Regions from separate parts of the Homo sapiens genome. Here all the other regions are linked to region 1. The links are chromatin contacts, found by Hi-C in ENCODE. All regions are on one chromosome and are shown on one strand. Each heading gives the region's core, a stretch centred on a gene start or an enhancer-like site at or near the end of the contact. The rest is flanking DNA. Distances are from core to core; before and after follow the strand shown. Region 1 holds the start of DHX35 (DEAH-box helicase 35). Region 2 holds the start of ID1 (inhibitor of DNA binding 1). Region 3 holds the start of HM13 (histocompatibility minor 13). Region 4 holds the start of BCL2L1 (BCL2 like 1).

Region 1 (2,780 bases), core at 74-2,573:
AATAGTACCCTGGTCTGATTTCAAACAATTAATTCAGCTCTTTATTATACCTAACACTTTCACCTGTTACTAAAAGCGTGAATAAATTAAAAGTATTCATTACTTAGTAAGTTCCTAGTTTTGGATGCAAATAAAACTCAGGATGGATAATTGGCTGATGACTTGAAATGCTGAACCATAAAACTGTCAAGTGACAGACTACAAATTTTTAAAAAGCATTAAACATATCTCTTGCTTGGGTTTATCTCTCACATCACTTATATGCATGGTCAGAATTTCAGAGAACCACTGAAAAATTAAAAGCTTTGCTTATATTACATTCTTGGTGTCATTTCATTTTTGCTGCAATATACTTTGCACATCCAGACCTGCAGGGGTGCAGGTGGTAGAAAAAAATCAAGCTGGTAGCTGTAATTTAAAAACTTTTGTTTTTTACAAGAAACTGTTTGCAGAGAGGAAGTAATGCATCTAGTACGGTCTGGCATATGCACATTCAGTAAAAACCTGATTAATGAGTAAATATCAAGACAAAACAAGTAAAGCATTTTGTGATTGTGATTCGTGTTAGTCTGTAAGAGAGGAAGTGGCTGGCAGCCAATATGAAGGACTGTTCCCTTTTCTAGTAGACATTCGGAGTGGACAACAATTATCCTAAAAGAAAATAACACACTTTCCCTTTTTTTGAGCATTTATTCTAAGTCTGACAACGCGTTCTGCTTGTCATTTAAGCCCACAGCATAGAAGCTATTGTTCTGCCCACTTTACAGGTAAAGAAGTCATGGCTCAGAGGCATTAAGTGACTCGCCCAAGGTCACCCTACTACAAGGCAGAGACGAAAATTCGAACCCGGACAGTCTGACTCCATAACTTGGGCTTGCAAGCCTCCAGCAGCGAGCAGCATTGTCTGTCGGGCCACAGCGCAACCCCAGGGCGCTAACGAGACACGAGAGGGAGCTTTAGGATTCCCCATCTCGCGGGGTGGGCAGGACAAGCATCAGTAACGAGGAAGACGAGGCCTGAGGAGGCTGGACCACTTTAACAAGGTCACAAAGAGTTTCTGCTCACGCTAGGGGAGCACCCCCAAATCCCTCGGGACCACTGGGGAGCCTGAGCCAGAGCTCCCCCCGCACAGAGGCGGCAGCGCCCAGCTCGCCGAGGTCAGGCCTGCGAGCAGGTCTGCTGGCCCCAGGGCGCCGGCCGCGGCGCCAAGACCGAAGTCAGGCCGCCGCATCTGCCCAGCGTTCCACCAAGGGCCTTACCGGGTCGCCAGAACTTCACCGGTCCCACGGGCGCAGCCATGTTGGGGTAAAAGGTCACGAGGCTAGCTCCACCCCACCGTCGCGCGCTAGGCCCCCAGGGCCCGGAGGGCGTGGCCCCCGAAGAGCCGCTGCCCAGACGGATCGCGCCGTGTGACGGCCACGCCCCCACAGCTACCGCCCCCGTCTGAGCCACGTGACCCACTTCCAGGCTCCGGCGAGCGCACCGGCCCCGCCCCCGAGCCCACGTGACCCTGCTCAGCCATTTTGGAGAAAAGGGCGCGCTCCTCCGCCTACCTCTTGAGCGTGGAGGGTAGATGCTTCAGGTGACCTTTTACGAGCGTGGCGTGTCCTGGATGGCGGCCGCACACTTAGGAAGAACGGGCTTTGGGAGAGGACCGCTGGCCCGAGAGTGGAACCTTGCACGCACTGGGCGTTGAAGCAGTGCTTTCTGGATTAAATACGAAATACTGATGTCACAAGCTACCTCAACTTGTCGACTTCTGTTTTATTCTCAATTTCAAATTGAAGGGTAATAATAGGAACTACCTCGTGGGTTGTATTTGTCAGTAAATATTGCGCGCCTGCTGTGGGCCCAGGTAGTGCGGCACAGTGCCCCAAATAAAACAATGCGAAATGATATGGAAGTCTTCAGGGACCTTGAGGGCAAAACGGAAAAACGGACTGGGGGTGGGGTGGAGCGAATGGGTTGGCAGAAGAGACTGAAAATGGGTAGATCAATTAAGGTAGTCCACCAACTCAGTGCTTCCTCCAATTTGATACCCTTGAGTCAAATGCTTGTTAAAAACACAGATTCTAGGCCTTGATCCAATTCTGAATCGATGTCCTGGAGCATGGCTTGGGAACCTGCATTTTGAGAAGCTCCTGAATTCTTCAGATTAACAAATTTGGGAAAGATTACACTAATCCATCAGACGAAAGGTGAGGTCAAAGAAAAAGAAATTACAGTAATCCAAAGGAGCGCTAAGAAGGGGTGATGAGCTCAAGTGGAGGAAATAACTTTCTAGGTAGGCAACTAATTGGAAGGAAGTGAGAGGCTTCAGAATCTATGCATTTTTAAAGCTGTGAAGAAAATTCTGAATTCTTTGAAAGAAGTGGCATCATTATGGCAAGAGCAGGGGCTTTTGTGGACAACCAGTCCAGACTTGGAATCGTAACTTTGCCATTTCCTAGCTCCTAGCTGTCATTTAATTTTAGTTGTAAAATGAGGTTTAAAGAGGTATTACATGAGATAACATGTAAAGTACCTAACAGTGCAAAACATAGCAGGCACTGAATCAATGTTAGCTCTCATTACCTCAACTCAGAGCAAATCCACCAGGGGGAAAAAAATCTGAATTTACCTGCATAGGTTCATGTAAGAATCTTCTTTGATTTATTTTTATAGTAATTAATGTAGGGACTCAATATCTGTTAGTCCCTCGGCCTAGAATTCTCCATCCATCCTTTAAATTATCTTTATCCCTTAAAGGGCTAGCTCTAAATTATCTATCCAACTTAAAC
Region 2 (2,700 bases), core at 121-2,620, 7.4 Mb after region 1:
ACACCGGAAACACTCATTCAGGCCGGTAAGAGCAACAATCCAGATGTAGCCCTCCAATTCTCCTCCCAGAACCAGCTGTGAAGAGGGTCAGGGGTCAACCCCCAGCCCAGGCCCCTCCCCTCAACCCAAGAAGTCACTACAACTTTACCACCATCTAAATTATTTGTTTAATAACAAAAAAACAGCCCCACAGAACTATTGTAAAACAATATTTTCAGTCGGTGATCATTGTAATATACAATACAAAGCAATTTCCTCAGAAATCTGAGAAGCACCAAACGTGACCATTTTTTAAAATGTCTGCTTTTCAAAAAATAGAAACACACGAGTGGAATCCCACCCCCTAAAGTCTCTGGTGACTAGTAGGTGTGCAGAGAGGAGCGCCCTCTCCTCGCCAGTGCCTCAGCCTCAGCCCCAGGCTGGATGCAGTTAAGGGCGCAGTGGCCGCCGATCGGTCTTGTTCTCCCTCAGATCCGGCGAGGCGCGTTGGGGGAGACCCACAGAGCACGTAATTCCTCTTGCCCCCTGGATGGCTGGGGTCCGCCGGTCCCTGGGGGAGGCGCTTCAGCGACACAAGATGCGATCGTCCGCAGGAACGCATGCCGCCTGTGAAAACGAGAAGAAATGAGACCGGCGGGTTGGAAGGGACGCCGCTCCGAGCGCAGCGAACGCCCCCTTCCCCAGGAAGCACGACGGGGGAGCGCTTTTTCCAGGCTCCTTAGGCACCCCCGCATAGCCAGGTACCCGCAAGGATGGGACGGAAGTGGTGCAAGCGCCCACGCCCTCTCTGGCCTCCGTTTCCCCGTCGGTATAAGGATGATCTAGTGGTCGGATCTGGATCTCACCTCGGCCGTCAGGGCGCTGATCTCGCCGTTGAGGGTGCTGAGCGGAGCCCGGACCGGCAGCCCTCGGCCCCCGGGGGTTCCAACTTCGGATTCCGAGTTCAGCTCCAACTGAAGGTCCCTGATGTAGTCGATGACGTGCTGGAGAATCTCCACCTTGCTCACCTTGCGGTTCTGGGGCAGGGTGGGCACCAGCTCCTTGAGGCGTGAGTAACAGCCGTTCATGTCGTAGAGCAGCACGTTTACCTGCTGCTCGTCCAGCAGGGCAGGCAGGCGCGCCCCGGCGCCCCCGGCGCAGCGCGAGATGGCCACGCTCTGCTCAGACAGACAGCGCACCACCTCGCCCGCACCGCTCGCTGTCTTGCCGGCCTTCAGCGCGCAGCTGGGGCCCGCGGCGGCGGTGGCGGTGCTGCCACTGGCGACTTTCATGATTCTTGGCGACTGGCTGAAACAGAATGGGCAAAGCGAAAAAAATGAGGTGGAAGCCCGAAGCAGATACGGAAAATGGAACAGTTAAGAACGTGGAATGAGAGTGCGGAGCCACAGCTTGTCTTTTATAAACACGCCACGGCCCCCGGAGGGGCGGGCTCAGAACGTTCAAAAGCAGCCAATGGGCGGCATGGGGGCGTGACCCGCGCTCCTAGGTCCAGCCTCCTGCTCGTCTAGTGCCTGCTCGCAGTGTGGAAAGACGACCCGGGTTTCAGAACAGCAAGGGTGGGTCGGTGGCAGGGCACCGGGCAGGGCAGCGGGTAGAGGCGAGGGCCGCACTGGGCTCCTCTGGAAGGAGGCAAGGAAGCTAAGCAGGCATTGCCTTATAATGAAAAGACCTCAGGAATCAGTTTTTCCCATATTCACTTTCTCACTTCTCCAGCTCCATTTCACAGATGAGAGAAATTGAGGCCCGAACGGAGAAGCGGCTGGCTCTGGATAGCCCAGAGAGCCTGGGTTTCCGGACCCTCTTGGAAGATGCTTCTCGGACCCTGATCTACAAATATCAGGACCGAAATTTAAAGCGGGCGCTCCTTTACATCTGCTCCCCTGGGCTTTCTCAATTCCTAAATAATGTTGCTGTTCGTGTTCCTGAGACCCGGAGGGCCTACCCAGATCCCTCCCGGGTGGGAGCAATTAATTCGGGAAAGTCTAGTAAGTTTGGGGCTGGGTGGCTGGGAAGTGAACTAGATAGAGCGCAGTGGAGTGAGGCTGCATTCGATTCCACCTTGAATTTGCAGCTCCTTGCAAAAATTTCCTGAACCTGCAACAGTTCGTGATTTTTTAATGTTTTTTCCCATTTTTGGCTGCTTTTTAAATTTTCTTCTCAAAGACCTCAGAGCAGGGTCTCCCTCCCACGGCGCGGCAGCTGCGGAGCTACAGTCTCCCCCCTCCCTTCCCGGGCCGGTCTGTGTCAGCGTCTGAACCAGCGGCTCAGACCGTTAGACGCCAGGCCTGTGACGTCACCCATTCATAAAACCCGGACGGACTGTCAGGCTGGCGCCGCGCGGGCGGTCGCCATGGAGACGACAAACTGGTCTAGCTAGTTCCCGTGCTCCCCCCAGCCCGTCACCTGCAGACCCCGGGCGGGAGGCCTGGGAATGCGTTTCTTGCGGGCGCGGTCGCTGAGCAAGGGTCACCTTACCTCCCCGCCCCACACCTGCGAGTCTCCCAACCCAGACCCACAGCTTGGGCCGCTTGGGGTTTCTTCACCGCTCCCCCCACCTCTCCGCCCCAGCTACCCCTTCCAGCGTGGGGAAAAAGGCCTGAGTTCTCTTTCCAGCTCTGCAGCTGAGTGAATTCAGGCGGGTCGCATGCCCTCTCTGAGCCCTAATATTTAATATCTGCTTGGTGTTTAAATAATAATCAC
Region 3 (2,896 bases), core at 214-2,713, 7.4 Mb after region 1:
CTGCCCTCTTTGGGCAAGACTTCCACTTAGGTCCATCCTCAGGTCTGGGTGGGGGAGGAGCATCGGGAAGGTGCAGATTAAGAGGTTGTGGAGGAAGGGAGAGGGTGCCAGGAAGTGAAAAGTCATTGGTACAACGGGCTAGAAAGGGCTTAATATAGGGAAGAAGTGGGGCAGGGAAGGGGGAGGGAGAAGCAGAAGGTGAAATGTGCTGGAGTCCTCCTAGTTATCCAATAGGACAGATGTTGAGGAAGGCCAGGGATGGAGTCTGGCCCAGTCTCACAAGAGGGGCCAACAGTGGCCCAGCAGACAGGCCCAGTTTGGTGGGGGGATTGTCTTGGGGGTATGGGGAGAAGGGCTACTTTGAGATAGGGTCAAAGGCTGGGTGGGAAAAGGGTTACAGGTTAGGAACAAGGTCTAGGTTTTGACTAGGCCATGTCCAAGGTTGGATGGTAGTTAAGAGAGGAAACCAGGAAAATAAGACGTCCATGCCTAGTTGGAAAGTAGAGGCACCAAGATGCCAGCTTCTGAGGAGCCAGCTGACTGGGATGGTTCCAGAAAGTGATGTGAAAAACTGGGCTCTAAGAGATCATTGTTTTTGAGGCAGGGGCAAGGGCCAGGTGTGGGGGATCTAGGTGAGCACATAAGGTGCCATAGATTCCAGTGAGACAGGAGTCAGAGTCTAGGGATGGGTCTGGATGGTAGAAAGGGCCCTGCGGTGGGCTGAGGCAGGGTTCCTAACAGGGAATGACACGAAATTGTACCATTCAGTAAGTTGTGAGGACCAGTATCCATCAGGTATACATGATGGGGCTGATCTGCCTGGGCCCAACAGGCTCAGAACAATCAGTGCCCGAGTCGCAGTGGGGGACGGGCTGACAGCGTTCCCAGCCGCGGCATGATGCACAGGGAGGGAAGTGTCAGGGTCCGGGTCGGGAGCAGAAGCAAGTTCCTATTGGGGAAGGTATCATACCCTGGTCGGGGGTCGGTGCCCAGATCCCGGGGTAGGAAATGCCAGCCCCGGAATGTGGGCCCGAGACAGAGGGAACGGTGGTGATCAGGGCTGGGAAGAGTCAGTGTCCGGGGAGAGGTGTCTGTCCCGCCTAGGAAGGGTCCATGTCGGCCGTGTTCGGTATGGGGGTGGAAAGTGCCCGGTTTTCCCGCTGACCCTACCTTGCCGCGGGCGCAGCGTACGGAGCGCAGGGCGCCGAAGAAGATGGGCAGCAGCGCCATGAGCAGGAGGCTGCCGTAGGCCAGCGCGATGCCCTCGGGCGTGGAAGGCGGCCGCGTAGTGCTGTTGGTGGGGCCGCCTGCCTCGGCACTGCCGTTATGCGGATCGCTGAGGGCCGAGTCCATGGCGAGGGTGCGTTCGGGATCCGACTCCAGCTCCGGTTGCTGCAGCAGGGACGCAGGCGGAGACACCGGCTCTGCAGGGAAAGCCACGTTCCCCTAAGGCAACAGGAAGTGACGTGCTCCCTCCCAAGCCCGCGCCGCGCACGCGCGCACACACGCTTGCACGCACGCGCGCGCGCGTGCACGTCTCCCCGCCCGCTCGCCCTCTAGCGGTGGCCGAGGGCCGGGCGGCGGGTTGCTAAGCAACTTGTTAGCGGTCCGGACAGGGGCTCTGGGCCACTGCGGTGGGCATGCGACCCGAATGCCCATTTCCCAGTCCCAGCCGGTCTCCTCAATCCCCTGCTGTCCACTCTCCGCAAATCCTCATATTCCGAATAACTAAGAATGTGTTTATTCATACATGCATTTATTGGGTATCCAATTGTTTATTCACTCCTTAAATATTTATTGAATGTCCCTCAATATGCCAACAACTGACCTAGGCTCTGGGGACACTGAGGTGAACAATACAGGCAAAAGTTCCTCCTTGCCTTCGTGAAGTTTGCATTTTAGTGCAGTGTGTGTGGGGGGACGTTGGGAAGACAATAAAGAAACTGAACAAAATAAAAGTCTGTAAAATGGGCTGGGCGCAGTGGCTCACGCCTGTAATCCCAGCACTCTAGGAGGCCGAGGCGGGTGGATCACCTGACGTCACGAGTTCGAGACCAGCCTGACCAATATGGTGAAACCCCGTCTGCACTAAAAATACAAACAATTAGCCGGGCGTGGTGGCACGCACCTGTAATCCCAGCTACTCGGGAGGCTGAGGCAGGAGAATCGCCTGAACCCGGGAGGCGGAGGTTGCAGTGAGCCAAGACTGAGCCATTGCACTCCAGCCTGGGCAACAAGAGCGAAACTCCGTCTGAAAAAAAAAAAAAAAAAAAAAAAAAAAAAGGCCAGGCGCGGTGGCTCACGCCTGTAATCCCAGCACTTTGGGAGGCCGAGGTGGGCAGATTGCGAGGTCAGGAGATCGAGACCATCCTGGCTAACACGGTGAAACCCCGTCTGTACTAAAAATATAAAAAATTAGCCGGGCGTGGTGGCGGGCGCCTACAATCCCAGCTACTTGGGAGGCTGAGGCAGGAGACTGGCTTGAACCTGGGAGGCGGAGGTTGCAGTGAGCCCACTGCACTCCAGCCTGGGCGACAGAGTGAGACTCTGTCTCAAAAAAAAAAAAAAAAAAAACAAGAAAAATTTGTAATTTGTAAAACGTTAATGTATAGTTATGTGTTACATAGCATGTTAATGCAGATAAATAGAGAAAAATAAAGCAAAAGAAAGTAAGGTGTGTGTGGAGTTTGCAAATGTATTGAGAGCCTACTATGTGCCAGGCAATTATAATACCTTACGAGTTCATGCCCCTGTACAATTTATAAAGCTTTGTGGCTCTTTTCAGAATTTGAAGAATCTGTTTATTTATGTGATTCTTATTTTTGATATTGTTAAAAAAGTTAAAAATATATATTTTCTTAGACATGGGGTTTTGCCATGTTGGCCAGGCTGGTCT
Region 4 (2,702 bases), core at 42-2,541, 7.2 Mb after region 1:
ACGGATGAAATAGGCTGATTGACTGATGAGTGACTGACTGACTGACTGAATGAATAAATGGAAATGTGATTATAAATGTTGATTTTTTGCGCCTCCCGATTCCCCAGATCTACCGCGAGGGGGCGATCTCTCCCCGGTCCTGATGCCAGTCACTCAAGGCGCGCACTCCCTTTGCGTCTCGGGCTCGCGCGCGTTGCCGCGGCACCGGAAGTGACTGAGCTTGCAAGTTCCCCTGTCTCTTCAGGGGAAACTGAGGCCGGCTTGTTCGGGAGAGACGGCGCGAGCAGTCAGCCAGGTAGGCCGGCAGCCAGGTAGGCCGGCCCGGGTCCGCGGCGCGGAACTCGGCCGCGAAGAGCTCTTGCGTCTGGAAGCTACCGGGCCGATGAAGGGGGATGTGGCCCCCCACGGCTCGCGGGGCTCGCAGGTGAGAGCGCCGCCTCCCCTGTGCGTGACAGCCGTTGCGCCCAATAGGAGCCTTCGCCGTCCCGCTTCCGTGCCGGCTGGGCTCGCTGATTGGCTGCGCTGGGGCGGACCGCCGGGGGCGAGGCCCCTCCTCTCAGGAAGGTCTAGGGGGCGCCCCCGGGGGAGGGCGGTTGCCTAGCAACGGGGCGGTGGCTCGGCGGGTACCCGGCCTAGTGAGCTCGAGAAGCCGCTAGGCCGCAGCCGGCCCACCCTGGGCTCCGGAGAGGTGCAGCCCCCGGCCCCGGAGCCCTCCCGGGGGCGCCAGAAAGCCACTTTGGGCCTGTCCCCAGGAAAACGTGGTCTCAGCTGTGGGGCCGTCGAGCAGGCCTCGACCCCTCTTCCTGACCTGAGGAGAGGCCCAGCGCCTCACCCTCACCCAGTCTTTGTGCAGGGCGCCGGCGGCCATTGTGTCCGGGCGGGGAATGGAGGACCCGGCAATCCCCAACTGCCACGTTCTGGGCCTTTGGGGAATTCAGAGCAAACCAGCGGCATTTGTTGGGGGTCTCCGGCCTTCAACATCACAGACAGGCCTGGGGGTGGCCTTCCCAAAGTCAGATTGCAGATCTGAGGCAGTTTCCCCCTCCCTGCGTCCCTCACTGAAACCTTGAACCCCATTGAGAAGTCCCTTTAGGGTTTCGGACGCCTCCACCTCACCCTGGGCTGGTGCTTAAATAGAAAAAAGAAAAACAAAAACCAACTAAATCCATACCAGCCACCTCCGGGAGAGTACTCCTGGCTCCCAGTAGGAGGCGGAGAGCCAAGGGGCGTGCAAGAGAGAGGGGGCTGGGCTCCCGGGTGGCAGGAGGCCGCGGCTGCGGAGCGGCCGCCCTCGATCCGGGCGATGGAGGAGGAAGCAAGCGAGGGGGCTGGTTCCTGAGCTTCGCAATTCCTGTGTCGCCTTCTGGGCTCCCAGCCTGCCGGGTCGCATGATCCCTCCGGCCGGAGCTGGTTTTTTTGCCAGCCACCGCGAGGCCGGCTGAGTTACCGGCATCCCCGCAGCCACCTCCTCTCCCGACCTGTGATACAAAAGATCTTCCGGGGGCTGCACCTGCCTGCCTTTGCCTAAGGCGGATTTGAATGTAGGTGGTGCGGGGGAGCGGGAGTGGGGCGGGGGGGACTGCCCAGGGAGTGACTTTCCGAGGAAGGCATTTCGGAGAAGACGGGGGTAGAAAAGGCTGGTGGGAGATTCAGAGTCCACTGGTGCTTTCGATTTGACTTAAGTGAAGTATCTTGGAACCTAGACCCAGACCTTCGTAAGACCCACAAAGAAACCAGTTCTGGTACCTGGAGGGGGAATGGAATTTTTAGGGTAAATGGCATGCATATTAATTATTTTTTTTTCCTGAAGCTCTTTCTCTCCCTTCAGAATCTTATCTTGGCTTTGGATCTTAGAAGAGAATCACTAACCAGAGACGAGACTCAGTGAGTGAGCAGGTGTTTTGGACAATGGACTGGTTGAGCCCATCCCTATTATAAAAATGTCTCAGAGCAACCGGGAGCTGGTGGTTGACTTTCTCTCCTACAAGCTTTCCCAGAAAGGATACAGCTGGAGTCAGTTTAGTGATGTGGAAGAGAACAGGACTGAGGCCCCAGAAGGGACTGAATCGGAGATGGAGACCCCCAGTGCCATCAATGGCAACCCATCCTGGCACCTGGCAGACAGCCCCGCGGTGAATGGAGCCACTGGCCACAGCAGCAGTTTGGATGCCCGGGAGGTGATCCCCATGGCAGCAGTAAAGCAAGCGCTGAGGGAGGCAGGCGACGAGTTTGAACTGCGGTACCGGCGGGCATTCAGTGACCTGACATCCCAGCTCCACATCACCCCAGGGACAGCATATCAGAGCTTTGAACAGGTAGTGAATGAACTCTTCCGGGATGGGGTAAACTGGGGTCGCATTGTGGCCTTTTTCTCCTTCGGCGGGGCACTGTGCGTGGAAAGCGTAGACAAGGAGATGCAGGTATTGGTGAGTCGGATCGCAGCTTGGATGGCCACTTACCTGAATGACCACCTAGAGCCTTGGATCCAGGAGAACGGCGGCTGGGTAAGAACCAAGCCCCTTGTGTGTCCCTTTTCTTTGGCCTCTGGTCAGAGATCCCCAACAGCCCTTCTTCTGTATCTCTTTCTGTTGTGTTGGGTGATTGTTGGAGACGTTGATAGTTGAGGAAACCTGACTGGCCTCATTTCACCACAAGAGGTTAACTCCTTGGAAATACAAATGACCCTGTGCTTCAGAGATCAG

Evidence for each region. Hi-C counts contacts between places; a loop is a spot of excess contacts on that map. Pooled maps may share reads with other maps.
Region 2: a pooled map shows a loop between it and region 1 (3-fold over the local background). The contact joins the promoter of ID1 here to the promoter of DHX35 in region 1. A Hi-C loop is called at or near these places in 3 of 50 pooled maps.
Region 3: a pooled map shows a loop between it and region 1 (15-fold over the local background). The contact joins the promoter of HM13 here to the promoter of DHX35 in region 1. A Hi-C loop is called at or near these places in 6 of 50 pooled maps.
Region 4: a pooled map shows a loop between it and region 1 (15-fold over the local background). The contact joins the promoter of BCL2L1 here to the promoter of DHX35 in region 1. A Hi-C loop is called at or near these places in 5 of 50 pooled maps.

The regions. Positions count from the first base shown.
Region 1 is chr20:38,960,887-38,963,666 of GRCh38, reverse strand. DHX35 (DEAH-box helicase 35) reads right to left here and starts at 1,323. Exons shown (of 22, transcript NM_021931.4): 1 at 1,260-1,323. The coding sequence starts at 1,299. RefSeq lists an enhancer at 989-1,298 and a silencer at 1,339-1,458.
Region 2 is chr20:31,603,959-31,606,658 of GRCh38, reverse strand. ID1 (inhibitor of DNA binding 1) reads right to left here and starts at 1,370. Exons shown (of 2, transcript NM_002165.4): 1 at 846-1,370; 2 at 149-606. The coding sequence starts at 1,271. The coding sequence ends at 565. It overlaps LOC105372588 (a long non-coding RNA gene), which reads left to right and starts at 1,464. Exons shown (of 2, transcript XR_936669.2): 1 at 1,464-1,556; 2 at 1,714-1,968. RefSeq lists enhancers at 1-216, 263-932, 933-1,603, 1,993-2,172, 1,908-2,700.
Region 3 is chr20:31,513,009-31,515,904 of GRCh38, reverse strand. HM13 (histocompatibility minor 13) reads right to left here and starts at 1,463. Exons shown (of 13, transcript NM_178581.3): 1 at 1,171-1,463. The coding sequence starts at 1,353. RefSeq lists a silencer at 797-866.
Region 4 is chr20:31,721,457-31,724,158 of GRCh38, reverse strand. BCL2L1 (BCL2 like 1) reads left to right here and starts at 1,291. Exons shown (of 3, transcript NM_138578.3): 1 at 1,291-1,541; 2 at 1,811-2,504. The coding sequence starts at 1,941. RefSeq lists enhancers at 193-392, 162-916, 923-982, 917-1,672 and silencers at 423-872, 1,079-1,373, 1,273-1,382, 1,433-1,552.